Regions from separate parts of the Homo sapiens genome. Here regions 1 and 2 are each linked to region 3. A link is an interaction called in ENCODE POLR2A ChIA-PET data of the cell type or tissue named here. Cell type or tissue: endothelial cell of umbilical vein. All regions are shown on one strand. Each heading gives the region's core, and the rest is flanking DNA. Links, peaks and the distances in the headings are about the cores only.

What was found. ChIA-PET counts read pairs that join two places held together with the same protein. Peaks named below come from ENCODE experiments on the same cell type or tissue, not always from the same donor. Only the 100,000 strongest peaks of a DNase experiment are listed, where the experiment ranks them.
Region 1: POLR2A ChIA-PET joins it to region 3 with 5 read pairs; 1 of 35 experiments calls an interaction of 5 or more read pairs at or near these places.
Region 2: POLR2A ChIA-PET joins it to region 3 with 5 read pairs; 2 of 35 experiments call an interaction of 5 or more read pairs at or near these places.

The regions. Positions count from the first base shown.
Region 1 is chr3:66,104,238-66,109,843 of GRCh38, forward strand. No RefSeq gene overlaps it. Among named protein-coding and RNA genes, the nearest start is that of MAGI1, 68 kb to the left of the region's middle. In endothelial cell of umbilical vein, for the core only: no CTCF peak of the experiment used is centred there; DNase peaks (open chromatin) are centred at 2,774 and 3,874; H3K27ac peaks cover 1,510 bases.
Region 2 is chr3:66,251,468-66,257,073 of GRCh38, forward strand. The region is part of intron 3 of SLC25A26 (solute carrier family 25 member 26); the gene reads left to right. Among named protein-coding and RNA genes, the nearest start is that of SLC25A26, 33 kb to the left of the region's middle. In endothelial cell of umbilical vein, for the core only: a CTCF peak has its summit at 2,749 (motif pointing right); a DNase peak (open chromatin) is centred at 2,754; H3K27ac peaks cover 277 bases.
Region 3 is chr3:66,448,400-66,454,005 of GRCh38, forward strand. It overlaps LRIG1 (leucine rich repeats and immunoglobulin like domains 1), which reads right to left. Exons shown (of 19, transcript NM_015541.3): 3 at 3,160-3,234. Among named protein-coding and RNA genes, the nearest start is that of LRIG1, 50 kb to the right of the region's middle. In endothelial cell of umbilical vein, for the core only: no CTCF peak of the experiment used is centred there; a DNase peak (open chromatin) is centred at 2,432; H3K27ac peaks cover 314 bases.

The DNA.
Region 1 (5,606 bases), core at 392-5,391, 340 kb before region 3:
TATTTGTTAATGTTTGTATTCTGTTTGTTTTCTCCCTACATTCTGGTTGATTTCAATTATGTATTTATTTCCTTAGGATGTAAAACATTACCATGATTCTGGAATCTAGAACTATACTCAGAAGTATGTCATTCTCCTTTCATATGTTCCACCCCACTCCCATTTCCCCATTCTTTCCACCCCATTTCCACTTTTCTGTTGTTAATCAGTCTCATTAGTTTCCATGGTGTCCATCCCTTGTATATTTCCTTTCATCTCCTTCTTTCTTACACAGAGGTAGCCTACTACAGATACTCTGTTTTTTCACTTGAAACATGCTATTGGAAATTACTTTATACCAGTTCATTGAGAGCTTCCTCATTCTCTTTTTACAGCAACACAATACTCCATTGTGTGAGTGTGCTTCAGTTTATTCATCCAGTATCCCATCTGTGGGCATGTAGGTGGTTTCCAATATTTTACAATGACAAACAATGCTGTAATTATTTGTGTGTATTTTTATATTGTTGGAAATGTGTCTCCACTATGAATTGCTAGAAAGGGAATTGCTGGCTCAACATGTTAGTGGGTAGTTTTGTCAGGTAGTTCCAAATTCCCCTCTGTAGGGATTGTACTATCATGTATTTCCATCAGCAGTGTATGACAGTGTCTATTTCCCTATGATCTTGCTATCAGAATGATTTGTCATACTTTTTTTTTGAGACAGGGTCTCGCTCTGTCACCCCTGCTGGAGTGCAGTGGCTTGATCATGACTCACTGCAGCCTCGACCACCCAGGCCCAAGTGATCCTCCCACCTCAGCCTCCTGAGTAGCTGGGACCACAGGTGAACGCCACCATGCCTGGCTGATTTTTATATTGTTTAAAGAGATTGGGGTTTCACCATGTTGCCTAGGCTGGTCTCAAACTCTTGGGCTCAAGTGATCTGCTCACCCTGGCCTCCTAAAGTGCTGGGATTACAGGAGTGAGCCACCACGCCCAGGGTGTCATACCTTTTGATTTTTACAAATCTAGCAGGTGGGGAATGGTATTTCAATATAGTTTTAATTTACATTTATCTAATTGGGGGGCAGTTTGCACATCTTGTCAACTGTACATCTGTACATATGTATTTTTAAGGACCATCTGTACATATGTATTTTTTGTGCTGAATTGTCTGTCCATGTGTCTTTCCCCTTCTTTTATTAGTTTTAATCTAATTTCAAAATGTTCTCTCTCTCTTTTTGGAAACAGAGTCTTGCTCTGTTGCCCAGGCTGGAGTGCAGTGGCGTGATCTCTGCTCACTACAACCTCCGCCTTCTGGGTTCAAGTGATTCTCGTGCCTCAACCTCCTGAGTAGCTGGGAGTACAGGCGTGCACCACCATGCCCGACTAATATTTTTTATTATTTTATTTTCGTAGACACGGTGTTTCACCCTGTTGCCCAGGCTGTTCTTGAACTCCTGAGCTCAGGCAATCTGTCCACCTCAGCCTCCCAAAGTGCTAGGATTACAGGTGTGAGCCACCACACCCAGCTAGAGATATTAGTCTTTTTTTTATATATACATATTGCAAATATTTTCTTTAGGTTTGTCCAGTTGTCTTTTTGTCATACATAATTGTTAATGTGTGTGACAAAATACACATTATGCGGTCAAATTTATCCCTCTTTTACTGCCTCAGGATTTTTGAGTCATTATAAAGTCTTTCCCTACATTAAGGTTAATGAGGAATTCACCCATGTTTTCTTTTAGTATATGTATAGTTTTACTTATTTTTTCCTTTTTCATTTAGCTTCCTGGTCCATTTGGAGTTTATTCTTGTGCGTGATGGGAAATATGCATTTAATTTTATCTTTTACAAGTGGCTATTCATTTTTCTCAGCCCTATTTAGTAAAAATCTGTCTTTGCCCCAGTGATTTGAAGTGCCATCTTTATCATACGCTAAAAGTGTTCATTTCAATTTGAATCTATATTTGGGCATTTTATTCCACAAGTCTATTTGTCTTTTTTTTTTTTTTTTTTTTTTTTTTTTTTGCACCCGTTGCACTGCTTTGATTATAAAATCTATTGGTCTGGTGAGGCAAGACCACCTTTGAAATTTTTCTTTTTCAGTGTAGGTAACAACTCTTCCTGACTTCCATCACCTTAGATTGAATTTGCCTGTTTTTGAACTTCATGTAATAGAATCATATGGTATCTGTTATTTTATGTCTGACTTCTTTCATTTGATCTGGTATCTGTGAGATACATTCATGCTGTTGGAAGTAGCCGCACCTTGTTCGTTTTCAGTATTGTGTCCTATTTCTTTGTATGTCTCTACCACAACTGATCGATCCGTATTTTGTTTATACATATGTAAATTGTTTCCAGTTGGGTGCTGTTGTGAAGAAAGCTGTTATGAACTTTTTTTTTTTTTTTTTTTTTTTGGCACACCAATGCACACATGTCTCTCAGAATTCCTAGGAGTGAAATTGCTTGGGCATAGGATAAATGAATATTTAGCTTTGGTAGATAATACCAAAGAGTTTTTCAAAGTGTTTGTACCAATTTGCTAGCACATAGTATTGTCAGTCTTTTTTTTTTTTTAATTAAAAAGTAAACTTTAATGTCAAAAATGCAAACTTGGGGAAGGCAGAAAGATCACACACAAGGCTGTCACTTCACACTTGGAAGGTTGCACAGCGGCCCAGACAGTGGAGGGGCCGGGAGTATTGTCAGTCTTTGAAGCTGCCTTAAAAGAAAAGAAGAAAGAAAACCTTGTATGACATAATTCTTCTTCCTCTTGAAACTCAAGAGTCATTTCCAAAACAGGAAATGGCTAGAAACAAAACAAAACAAACCCAGCAACCTCCATTTTTTAAAACACACCTAACAAGTTACTTGTGGCAGTCATGGGTTTTATAGAAAAATACAGAAAAGCTGTTTTGAGCCTAGATCAAATGTAGCAGGCAGTTTGTTTTTTACCCCAAAGCTGTTTTCAGGCTGGGCACAGTGGCTCACAACTGTAATCCCAGCACTTTGGGAGGTCAAGGTGGGTGGATTACCTGAGGTCAGGAGTTCGAGACTAGCCTGACCATCATGGTGAAACCCTGTCTCTACTAAAAATAGAAAAATTAGCCAGGCGTGGTGGCACATGCCTGTAATTCCCGCTACTTGGGAGGCCGAGGCAGGAGAATCGCTTGAACCCGGGCGGCAGAGGTTGCTGTGAGCCAAGATTGCGCCACTGCACTCCAGCCTGGGCAACGAGAGCGAAGCTCTGTCAAAAAAAAAGCCATTTTCTCCCTTTCTGTCTTTCTAGCAGGACCTCAGTTTTGTTCAGCATGTTCAGCAGGGAAGGTGATCTTATCCCTAGCTTAGGGGCGAATCTTGTTTCATCTAAGCTAATCAGGGCTTTCTCTTTTTTTTTGAGACAGTCTTTCTCTGTCGCCCCAGGCTGGACTGCAGTGGTGCGATCTTGGCTCACTGCAGCCTCCACCTCCTGGGCTCAAGTAATTCTCCTGCCTCAGCCTCCTGAGGAGCTGGGATTACAGGCACGAGCCACCATACCTGGCTAATTTTTGTATTTTTTAGTAGAGATGAGATTTCACCATATTGGCCAGGCTAGTCTCAAACTCCTGACCTCAAGTGATCCTCCAGCCGCAACCTCCCAAAGTGCTGGGATTACAGGTGTGAGCCATGGTGCCCAGCCCTAATCAGGGCTTTCTTATTCCTCTCACCAGCAATTAGCTTAGGGATGAGCATGTGACCCAGGCTGGCTAATAAAATATGAGATATGAGGAACACTGGCATAGCTCTGTAGTGGAGGGCTCCTGGGAATGGTTTTTTAGTGCTAAAGAGACTCCAGCAGAGACGGCCCCTTTTTGCCTCCGGATGTGGTATGTCTGGATGTGATGCCTGGAACTGCAACAGCCATCTGGCTGCCAGCCGAAAATGAAGCAAATCCATGAAAGAATCAGAACAAATGGAGGTGGAGTCTTAAATACAGGATCTGGAACCTGCCATATTCCAAGTTTATGTGAAGTAACAAATTGACCAATTGTTTAAGACCATTTGAGCTGGTATTTTCTATTACTGACCATTCCACCTAATACCCCTGGTACTGGGCTTTGTTAGAATAACATAGAATAACAAAGGGGAGACAAGGCTCTTACTTATCCCCTGCAAATATGTTTTAGCAACCTCCTCTTTGTTCTAAACCAGTGGTTTTCAATCTTTAGCATGCCTCAAAATCACCTGGAGAGTTGATTAAAACAGCTTGCTGGACTTGACTGTCAGAGTTTCTGATTAAGTGGGTTTGAGATGAGGTCAAGAATTTGCATTTTTATCAAGTTCCTAAGTGACTCTGAGGCTGCTGGTCAAGGGACCACACTTCAAGAATGATTATTCTAGAATACAGACACCATCTTACTGCATTTAGTAACATTTTTTAAAAAAAGTCAAATAATATATATCATGGGCTTCTTTTTCAGCTTGAGAAATATAATTTTTTTTTTTTTTTTTGAGACAGAGTCTTGCCGTGTCATCTAGGCTGGAGTGCAGTGGTGCGATCTCGGCTCACTGCAATCTCTGCCTCCTGGGTTCAAGCGATTCTCCTGCCTCAGCCTCCTGAGTAGCTGGTACTCAAGCATGCACTACCATACCCAGCTAATTTTTGTATTTTTAGTAGAGATGGGGTTTCACCATCCTGGCCAGGCTGGTCTTGAACTCCTGACCTCAGGTGATCTGCCCACCTCAGCCTCCCAAAGTGCTAGGATTACAGGCATGAGCCACTGCGCCTGGTCAAAAAATAGAAATCTCTATCATCATTTTGAATGACAACCTAGTATTGCATCACGTGGATATACTAGAATTTATATAACTGTTTCTAACAGCATATTCTGTTAATTTGTGGGGTTTTTTTGTATTATTATATTAACATGAACAACTCTATCGTAAGTATCATTTTATAGTAATCCTAACTGTTTAATAATTTCCTTAAGGCAAATTCTTAAAAGAATTGCTGGATCAGAGGGAAATGTTTGGGGCTTTTTTTTTTTCTCATATCGTCTTCGTAATCCACCTAATTTCTACTTCCAGATATATTGCCCTTAGATTTAGATATTTTGCCAGGGGACTTCTGGTTGATCCTGCCTCAGCTGGCCAAGGCCTTGGCCATTTGCTCTGTAGGGGTCTTTCTTTAATGTTGCAAGAGTTGAACACTAAAGATAGCACTGCCAGGCCTGGGCTAGCTCATTCCTAAGAGTTAATTTAAAAATTTTTACCAGGAAGAGAATAAAAGCCTGGGAAGTTCTTAAGACTTCTGTCTTTCTCTACATCATGAGAATTTGAGCATACTTTCTGTCTTTGTCATATTTCTATTTGAGAATAGAGGCAACCAACTGCCTAATACTCCAAAGAGAAGGAAAGAAGTTGCATTCAGATGTCATCTGCCGATCATCTCAGTCATGAAAGAAAGTCATCCAGCAGAGGGAAAAGCTGGGTCCAAGTTATGTCTTTATGCTCGACCATGGAAGAATTTATTTTCAGATGTACTTGCCCTCCTAAATCAGAGCAGCACTTCTAGTTTAGCTGGGACTTCTAGTAGAATTCAAAAAAGTGTCCTCAGTTGAGTGTGTTGGTTCATGCC
Region 2 (5,606 bases), core at 392-5,391, 200 kb before region 3:
ACTTGAATTCTCCAATGGAGTCTACCGAGCTAAGTTGAATAAGCATGCCCCATCTTGCCAGTGGGCCCAGCCATCTGAGTCTGAGCTAACACGCAGAGAGGGAAAGAAGACGAAAGAGAGAGAGGGTCAGAACGGGAGGGTCAGGGCTTCCCCTGGCTTGGCATTATCTGTGTGTGGTTATGACCTTGCTTGTAGTTATTCATCTATAGTACAGGCATGAATGTGCTGAAGAGATTTATCAGTGAGGCCTGTAGAAAGGAACATTGTACCCCATCTGCATCCTCACCCCCAGTTTCTCGATGAGTTCCTTTTCTAACATATTTCAGATTGTTTTCTGTTGTATGGATTTTCTTTTTCTAATATAGTATGCAGTGTTAGTTCAGATGGTATTGATTCATGACCTGGGAGAGTATATTTCATTGATTTTTTTATTTAGTTAGTGGACAAAAAGGAAGGGAAGCTCTGTTAACTTTTTATTTAAGAGCTGCATGAGTTTATAGAACACAATTAAGTTGAGCTTTATAGGCACAGTATGATTTTCATATAGGTTGATGAAGTTGAAGAAACGATTCTGAGCCACAGGAGTGTAACTTGGTCAGTTATTGCCACTGCATTGTAAATGGAAAGACTGAATACTACTCTCAAAGGACCAAAATACCAAAGGAGGTTAGGATTGGCCACTTCCAAGCGAGCCTGAACTCTGTCAGTGACAAACCTTTATTTCCTAAAATATTGCCTTGTTAAGATTAGGGTTCTTGAATTAAATGCAACTGTCACTTATTTGCTTTGGTTTGTGATTGTGTGCTTTTCAATATTTGAGTTGTATAGCTAATACTATTAATAGGTGCTAAGAGACACCGAATAAGAAATTTGATCCCCGTTTTTGAGGAGCATATAAGTAAGTTGGATCCATCTGTTAAATAACTAGGGAGTATTTGAGGATGTCTGTAGGGAGGTAGCAAGGTATGGACCATGGGCTGTCAAGTTACACAGATCGGGGTCAGATTTGTGACTTGTCCACTTATTTGTCTGTAGGCCATTTACTTGCCTTCACTGAAATGCTCTTTTCCTCATCTTGAAAAAATAGGATTAATGCCATCCCAGTCACAGTTCTTACAAGGATGAAATTATACAGCACTTAACAAAGTGTCCAGCCTAGCATCTGACACACAAAATATTGAATAAACATTGGGTCTAGCCCCATTTCACACAAGTTGCTGAATGCGGCACGTTTTTAGAATTTCCTAGTTTTGGGAAAGGTATCTATTCAGAAGGTGAAAAAATTGAAATTCAAAGAAGTTTAGTGATGTGCTCCAAGTTTCCCAGCTATTATTATTCCCAGCTAATAATAAAACACCACTGTAGAATAAGTAATTAGATAAATATTTCTCTGTATACTTCCAGGAGCACCTCTGTTTTCTTTTTCATGTAGTATTTAAAAAATGGCAGAAGTAGCGGTAAGTATACTACTTGTGCAGTAAGGATTCACATCACTGGTTTCTTAAAAGGTCAGGTTCCAAAATTTGCCGTTGGTTACTGTGATAGGCAAAATAATGCCCCCCCCCCCCCATAAATATGTCCTAGTCCCCAAATCTCTGAATGTGTTTCTTCACACGGGAAAGAGATTTGGCAGATAATATTAAGAATGTTGAGATGGGGGCCGGGCGCAGTGGCTCATGCCTGTAATCCCAGCACTTTGGGAGGCTAAGGCGGGCGGATCGTGAGGTCAGGAGATCAAGACCGTCCTGGCTAACACGGTGAAAGCTTGTCTCTAAAAAAAAAAGCAAAAAAAAGTTAGTCGGGCATGGTGGTGGACGCCTGTAGTCCCAGCTACTCGGGAGGCTGAGGCAGGAGAATGGGGTGAACTTGGGAGGTGGAGCTTGCAGATCGCGCCACTGCACTCCAGCCTGGGTGACAGAGTGAGACTCCATCTCAAAAAAAAAAAAAAAATGTTGAGGTGGAAAGAGTTTTCTGGATTATCCACGTGGGCCCAGTCTAATCAGTAGGGTCCTTAGGAGAGGGGAGCGGGGGTCAGAGAGCTGAAGATGGTATACTGCTGGTCCAAAGATAGAGCGAGGGGCCACAAACCAAGGAGTGCAGGGGAGCCCTAGAAAGCAGGAAGTCAACATTCCCTTGCAGCTTCCAGAAGGCATACTGCCTGACTGACATCTCTCGGTCTTAGCTCAGGAAGACCCATTTTGGAATTCATACCTTCAGAATTATAGATAATAAGCTTATGTTTTAAGCCACTAAATGTGTGGTGATTTGTCAGAGCAGCAGTAGGAAGCAAATACAGTCACCATTGCCACCTCCTCAACGTTCAGATTTTTGTATTGGTGGGAATCTATAAATCCATCCATGGGATGTTTGTCACCTCCTGTGAAATCATGGCTCATTTCTGTTATGGAAAAATACAAAAGCAAAAAAGCCATTTGAGGCTTATCTTTTGGGTTGTATAAAATTCTGTGAACAAATTGTAGACACAGGGACTAAGTGTTGATAGAGTTATTTTCTTTGAGAAGACTTCCTTGTGTAGTCTGTATTACCCGTGACAGCAGTCTTGTCAGGCGAGGGAAGACTAATACCTACAACGATTGAACTTATTTGCGTGATTGGAAAGAGTCTTATAAGGGGGAAAGGTTTGATGAACATAGGTCCCAATGCAAGTAGGTAAAAATTAAAATCTAAGGAGTGTAAGTTAGGATTTGTAAATTGGTTTTGTCAACAGCTGTAATTCCATTTATCAACAGAAGATGGCAGACTTGACACACAAATGAACTGTTGTAGAGGTTTTTGATTTTTTAAATGATGGTATAGAAAGAGATGTAAAATATTCTTAATTGGAAACCTGCTTTCTAAAGAGAATTTTGGGAATTACAAAGAGAATGTGGAAATGAAATACACGTAAGCAAATTGCATTTCAAAAATCTTCATAGTTTCCAGGGGTCTCTCCCTGACCCCCTGTCTTACTAATTTGCCACTTTGAGTTTGCTCTGGAAAGTCCAAAGCAGCTTTTGCTTTGAATACGATGAAGCTTTGAGTGGCTCTGTTCAGTGTATTGTTAAATTTCTGTTGAATTGGTTATAGAGTTGCCTGTTGAAACATGAAGCATTAGCTGAAATTAAACCTTGAACCTCTAAGTGCATTAGATGTGTGTAAGTATGACATCTTTATTGAAAAATAATTCTGGAGATGATAGTCAGAACACTTGGGTTTCACCCATGCTTCCTGAGCTAAGTAGCTCTCTGACCTTCAGCAACTTCTATGATCTCAGATTGATTTATATATAAAATGGTGACATAATTAGCTTCTAATATCAGAGGAATATTTGCAGGTAGTTGATGGAGTTTCTTGGAGAAAAATCTTAAATCAGAATTTTTTTTGTGAACTATGTTGAAATAGTTGCGAAGAAGATGTAATGTTAATAAAAGGTATTATTGGGGATACTTAGGGACTTTGAAGAGCATTTCCAGAACTAGAGGACAGGGTGCAGTTGTAAAACCCTGGTGGTGATGTGTTGAAGGAAGGGAACTTGGCTGTGGCAATGAAAGAACCAGGGGTTTTAGCAGCATCCATCTCTCTTTTCCTCCACTCAGTACCTAAAGTGAGGCCGAAGTTCACTGGAATTTTTTCCCTTTCAAATGTTTAGTTTTATGATTTGTAGTCTTGCATCTTGGGTTTTTGTTTTTGTTTAAAGAGACAGGATCTCATAGGTGGCCTAGGCTGGCTCCAAACTTGTGACCTCAAGTTATCCTCCTGTCTTCACCTCCCTGAGTAGCAGGGGCAGCATGCATGTGCACCTGGTTCTTGGTGTTTCATTTAATAAATATCAAAAGGAAACATTCAGTCCTTAGCTGCAGCAGTCAATTAAAAACAACAGAAAATATTTTATTTATGCCAAAGGAAGAAAAATCTTGGTAGCAGCATCATGATTTAATCAACATTTTAATCTAAGGTTTCATATTTTGGCATATTTAAGGAGGCCAGCATTGCATTTTGATTTTGATAAAGTATGGAGGGAGCATGTTTTTTTTTTTTTTCCTTTATGGAAAACCTTAGTAGTTCTTGTTTTTAGATAGAACTTTAACATTTAAAACATTCTTGGATTTAGTGAAAATGCCACCATTCCTGTGTCATGGATTCATACTGAACCTCAGATTTATAAGGAAAGAATGCTTTACAGAATGGATTTACCAAGAGACCCACAGATGACATTCTGTTTCCTTTCATAGAACCATAATACTGTAACATGTTTTTGTTCTTGTGCAGTGAAATACTTTGTTGTAGCTCAAATTCAAATCTAAGAAGGATCAGAGTTAATAGAAAACCAAATGGAAGGCTCCGGAGGTACTGGAGGAAGCAGAAGCATTACTTTGTAGCATCTCTCATGCCACAGTTGTCACCCAGCAGAAGTCAGGAAGCCATGCTGGGTGCTTTGTACCCCTCAGCTAGTTAGATTGATTTTTTATCGGAGAGGCTTTTCAAAGTTTTTCTTCTGCATCTGTATTTTTAAGAACTAAAAACACAATAGTAAGAACTTGGAGGGTTATGAAGCATGAAGTTCCATAAATATTTATACCAAACCACAGAAGTAGACAGTTCCTATTTTCTTCACATATTGGGGTCGGATTTCACTCTTGACCTCTTGAATTGAAAAATACAAGGAGTTAGTATACCCTTTTCTTTCTCTTATTTTTTCTTATTTATTTATTTTCAGTTCTTTAATGAGTTTTAGATGCTGGGAGCTGTCCTGTTAGGTTCATGTAGGTTTCGTTGGACTTATACCCAATTTTAGGCCTTACTGGTAAGCTGTTTAATCTGTTTTTGTGGATTTATTGCTACTAAATTTATAATATGTCCTTTTTATCAAGGCTGATAGGTTGCCATCTAAAAGCATATTTTAAATTAGCCCTTTTATTTTATTTTTCTTCCTCACTTAAAATCTTTGGTCCATAATAAATACTTTTTTCCTTTGAAATTATGTTAAAAACTTGTGAAATAATAATAAATGTGAATTGTAGAGAATTTAGAAAATATAGGTAGGTAGAAAAGAAACACCTGTAATTCTACTCTGTTTTTTCCCTACTCTTTACATAAGTATATGTATAGGCAATAAATATATGTAGAGGCAAAACAAAAAAAATTAGGCTGGACATGGTGGCTCTCGCTTGTAATTCCAGTGCTTTGGGAGGTTGAGGCAGGTGGATCATTTGAGGCCAGGAGTTTGGGACCAGCCTGGGCAACATAGCAAGATCCTTTCTCTACTAAAAGATGAAAAAATTAGCAGGGTGTGGTGGCACACCCGTAGTCCCAGCTCCGCAAGAGGCTGAGATGGGAGGATCACTTGGGCCCAGGACTGAGGCTGCAGTGAGCTTTGACCATGCCACCTTACTGTAGTCTGAGTGACAGAACGATACCCTGTTTCTATGTATATTTATATGTAAATTCTAAAGTATGGAGAAGTCATTTCTGTGGAATTGATGATTATTTTTTTGCTGATTCATTTCCTCCTGGCTAGTTTCATTTGTTTTCAACATAAAATAATACACCAGCTGATTAGTAAGTTTGGTGCATACCATCTTCTTGCTGTCAGGGTGCTTACAATT
Region 3 (5,606 bases), core at 250-5,249:
CTGAAAATTAACAAACCCACTACTTCTGTGAAAAGACAGAAAGCAACAACAGTGGTTATTGGTCAGAGGGTAACTATGTCTTTTGTGACATTATTGCCCCTACTCTCAACTTTCGGGTCACAAAGAGAATACACAAGCTTCGAGGGTACTTCTACCATCTGCTTCAACTTCCTCATCTGAGAAAAAAAGTAACGTATGTATCCCAGGTCACAACTACATTAGAGACAGCAGGACCCACACCTAGCCCTGACTTTTCTGTGATGCATCTACCTATAAACTTGTCCCAAGAAAGTTGTCTGGGCTCCTGTCACTCACATGGCCTCAGCAGACATTTGCTCTATTCTCTCTGCATATTTTGATTATTTTTTTCTGATCCTCTGTCTGCCCACAAAAACGGAATAAGAATTTGAGGATTAAGGACTATAAGCATCTAACTATTAACTACCACATTTTCAGACGATGTGTTGAGGCTTCTGCTTCTCCCTGGGACAGCCTCTGGGCCACAACTGCAGGGACACAAAAAGTGCCTACTAAATATTTACAGAACACGTGACACCCTTCAGTTCACTAGTTCCGAAAAGTAAGAGACACATCAGCAAAACCTGCTGTTCAAAACCTGGATGACTGGAATCATCATGTGGATGGGGCTGCTAAGTCTTCTGCCTTCATTGATTAGGATGAGGAAGGTGGTTCTTTGGGCTGTAAAATGATGCTCATCCACTGCCTGCTCTGTTGTTTTCTCCCTTGTCCTTTGCACGGTCCACTTGGGAAATACAGAAAAGGCATGAAGCATTATCAATAATCCAGCTGCCCAGATGTCATGCTGCTAACCTAACTTGCCAGCACTGAATCCAGGCATCCAATCTAAGAATGGGGAACACAGGCACCTCAGAGAAAACCAAGATAAAGCCCCTTCGGTTTCTGTCATTTCAGAGAAATCACTGACCAAGTCAGATGGTGCCCAACTTCAGGCCAAAGAGCTGGCTGCCAGTGCTAACCTGCATTTTCCAAACTGAATCCAAACAGGGAGTAACTCTCTTTTTTTTCTCTCCTGCTTTACATACTTCAATGCTGTCTAATGGAATAGCAGGAACAAGGCCAAACAGCCCCACTTCTCTTGGCACTTGGGCCAAGGAACAGAAATGTATTTTTAGTCAGCAGAGCAAGGTGCAATTCTAAGTGCCACAGGCCCGTGGGGCAAACTGGGGGCCCTGCCTGCCTCTGGCACAGTGTGGTTCAGAGTCACCTGCCACGCTCCTGCCCCGAGTGCATGGGGTTAAAGGAGTGATGCAAAGGCGTTTGTGTCTGGTCTCAGTTCCACCTCTCACTTTTACAACTTATAAGACCTCCAGGGAGGCTCAGTTTCCTCTCTGACAACACAGAGATATTCTCTGTGGCCCTAGCTTCCTCACTATGTGAGGAACAAGAGCAGTTACATCAGCATTTCTCAAACTTGAACTCGTGGACAAACGGCCAGGGCCCTTGTTAAATGGAGCTTCTGATCCAGTAGTGTTGGCATTAAGCCTGAGGTTCTGCATTTCTAACAAGCTCGAAGCTAACTCAATACTGATGGTCCATGACCTGTGCTTTAAGCAGCAAGGAGCTCCTAGCATCTTCAAGTGCTTTGCTTTATGGACACACAACAGGTTATCACATCCCTATCAGCCTCACATAAGACGAACTCATTGATTAAGCCAAAAATTAAACACCTTCCAGATGCTGGGCCCACAAACCAAGTGGGTACAAAATAAAGTCAGACCTTTACCCATCAAGGGAACAAAGGGCCACAAACCTTCCTTCCAGCACTTCACAGAAACAGAGACTGACTCTTAAATCCTGCGGCCTTAAAGGTGAGATCCTGCCAAGATCCAAGGAGCTACGTGACAACTAGCCACCAGCCAATGACAGTAACCACCATTTGTCAAACACTCCCACAGAATGCTGGGAGCTTCATATACATTCCACTCCCCCGGGCCTCACTTTCCTCATGTATAAAATGGGTCAAAAATGCATTATGTAAATGAGGGAAACGAGGTTCAGAGAGACTAGGTCATCTGTCCAGGGCACAGAGTGAAGTGCAATTCTAACCCCCCACGCTCTCCTGCAATCCCACAATGCCATGAAAAGGGTTAAACCCAAGACCATGTTTCACAGGGACACAGCACCTCCTGAACACAGGGCATGCTGCCAGCCAAAGATCCGAGATCTGTAAGCTATGCCAGCACTCTTATTAATAGCACCTTCTTGCAAAGTTTCTCTGCTCAGCCTGCCGAGCCTCAGTATTGAGAAAAGATTCATATAGGTGAGCAAACTAATTATAAAACCAGCAAAATCAAAATAAAATTAAACTATGAAAGCCTGGAGTGGAAACAGGAAATTCAGTGTGAAGAGGGAGGTGCTCTGCTGGGGAAGCTGCCAATAAAATCTGGCAGAGAAAACTGTTGGACTCATGGCTGGTTTATCTGGAAAGTCTTCTGGGTGAGTTTAAAACAAGCAAGCTCCTCCACCTGACTGCTGAAGAAATAGGGGTAGGATCAGTGCTCAGTTCTCTAGCAAAGGTTTGTAACAGCACAAATGATAATATTCCCAATGGGTGCCTTCATGTCTTTTTAGCTAAGGCCCTTCATCTGCTTTTTCATTTCCAGTGTGCTGTCTAGAACAAATAGATCGCATCTTATCTAACACTTGACCATGACAACATAGTTTTACGTTGATTCCAGAGGCCTGGGGGCACTTTCTTTTTCTTAAAGCCACAAAAGTAAACTGAGTCACATTACCCAATTCACTGGCACAAAGATTAGCTTGCTGTCTTATAACTGACACAGCTTCCTTTAACTCCAGTTTTACTCAAAGTTGCAGCTTAACCAACCACAGAAGCAAGAAATCTAGTTCCATATACCTCTGCGCATTAAAAAAAAAAAAGACAAAAGACCTACTTTCTTGCAAATTAAAGATGAGGTAAAACTTCCAGCGTTTAATTCTGCAAATCCCAAAACAGCAAGCAAAGCGTTTGTCATGATCATGAGGGCCACATGAAGAAAGGTCTTTCTTCACCAGCGAGCACATGAACTCAAGTTATCCTGCCACCAGGTATCAGCAAGGCAACAAACACCATGGCCCCACCACACAGCCCAGAGTCCCCCAAACGGCACCACTTACAGAAAGAGAGAGACGACATGTGATGAAGCAGCGCCCAGGGATGGTACCGCTGTCAACTCATTATTATTGAGGTACCTGTAACAACAACAAGAAATTAATCATGTAAGGCATTTGAATTAGTCTGAAATCATACACATACAACAGAAATAAACAAACGCTGCTAAGTCTGCCACAGTAAACCTATATTCTAATGTTGGAGAAAAGAGAAAGAATTTAGCAGTGAGTTTTTAAAGGGAAAGAAGTCACATGAGATCACAAAAACTAGCCACTGATCACACCCATGGCTAGAAACAAACACTAAGGGGAAGCATCTCCTGTCTCCCATCAGCTTCCCATCAAACTCAGAAATCAAGACAAGGAACAGTGAGAACAAGCCAAGAGGCAGGTTCGGGACAAAAGCGCCCCTAAGACCATCGGTGAGAACACTCCCCGTGGGCCGAAATTTGCCCCTGTCAAAGGGCAACATGTGTGGAACAAGAGCCAGAGACTCACGCCCTGGCTCACATGGAGTTCTGAGGGGCTTGGGACACATGGGGCCAATTATTTCAGTGCCTCATCTGTGAAATAACAAGGGAACTGGACTCAGAGACTCTCTTCCATTTGAGGTTCCAGCTGGACTCTGATGAAGCCTCTGGATGCATCCCCCAGGAAAATGAACATATATACACACACTTTTGCGCATAGACACTTTGAAAATTCTCCACAGACGAGAGTTGCTCTCCAAGCTCCCTTCCTGCTAAAATAGTCCAAATATGTATTTCCATAGTTAATATCTCTTAACGGAAGGGGAAACCCACGAACCAAAGCACGGCTCGCCTGGTCTGCCCCCAGAGGCTGTGCAATCTGGCCTCCTTACATGGACATGTATTTCCAAATCTGGGAAGAGAATCCAAAATCAGACTTGCAAAGTGAGCCCAACAATCCTTAAGAAAACCAAAGCAAAGTGTTCAGGCTTTCTGCCAGGTGATGGGCTAGAAAGAAATTGTACTTGCGATGCAAAGTCAAGGGGATAAAACTGGGTTCTTATTCTCAGTTTTTTAAGGGAGGTACGTCTAACACAGAGCATCCTGTTTCTGTTTGAAGACAAAGCAACTGAAATCACAGCTGTACTCATACAAGTATACAGCTAGCATGTGCTTGAAGAGAATAATCTGGTTGTCTGCCATCTTTTATAGAAGTGAATAGGAGAAGGAAAAAAAAAAGGAAAGGCCTTGAATTATCCCATTTGCTTTCTTCAGTGCCAAAGCCAGTTAGGGATGAAGCTTGGCAATTACTGGGCTGTGGGACATAGAATGCCTGTTTCAATAGCTTCATGGCTGAAGCATCTGGCAGAGAGAAGGCAGATCCGTATCATGTGGCAAATCTTTTCTCCACTTAAAGGGCCCTTGTTTGTGTGTTGAAATAGACAATTAATTACTTTAACAGTCTCTTATCTGACTGCCCCCTAAATCAGATTGTTTCTGCTTCACCTTTTATCTCCTCCAACCCTGCTGTGATCCATTTCCCATCCTCACTCAGGGACACTGAAAACTCCCCATTAGTCTTAATCTCAGCTAATAAATTTTTCATAGTACCCATCAACGTACCTATTATTACAAGAGACCCCCAGGTTTTATCAGAGCAAGAAAAACTAAGGTCGGGGACCTGCTGTCAATCAGGCAGCTTGCCTAAGAACTCTTTCATTGCTTGCGATTTCTTCTCAAACACAGAGAATGTTAGTAACAAAAACAAAAGCAGGTAAATTAATGAAGGCTGACTATGTGCCAGGCACAGCTCTAAGAGCTTTTCAGTATATTAATGCATCTCTACAGCCCTCAGAAGTAGGTCTCAGGAACATTTCCACTGCACCAATGAGGAAACTGAAACACAGATGTTAAGTAATTTGACCAAGGTCACCAGCAATAAGTTGCAGTGGCCCAGGGTGCCTAGCCCCAAAGTCTAGGTTTTTCCTCATTACCTTCTATTTCTTTATTTCAGCAAAAACTCGACATGCCTCGTGCACTTTCACCATCACAACAACTTTGAATCAGGTACCAGGTTAACTACTACCATTCTCTACATTACCGGTAAGTTCTCTAGGCCAGTTTAAGTCACTCATCTAGGGTCATGCTACTAGAGAGGACATGGCCAAGACCTGAAAAAAGTATGACTACAAACCAGAGGAGAGCAGCGGGCTCAAAGGCCAGCTGGAAAGCTCATAATCCCTTAGGTAACAGCACAGTTGTTTTTCAGCCAGCTTAGGATCTCACTTGATTTTAAACCTGAAACAAAGCGTATGGACTTCTCTGCAGGGGGCTACGCCTGATGAGCCTGGTCTCAGGCCAGGCCTACTGTATCTGTGACAAACTGCTCCACCCAATTTCACAGAAATAAATGAACAAGGGAAGCGGGCATCATGATATTTCAAATTGTGACAGAACTGCTGGAAGTGGAGCATAGAGGGGTGG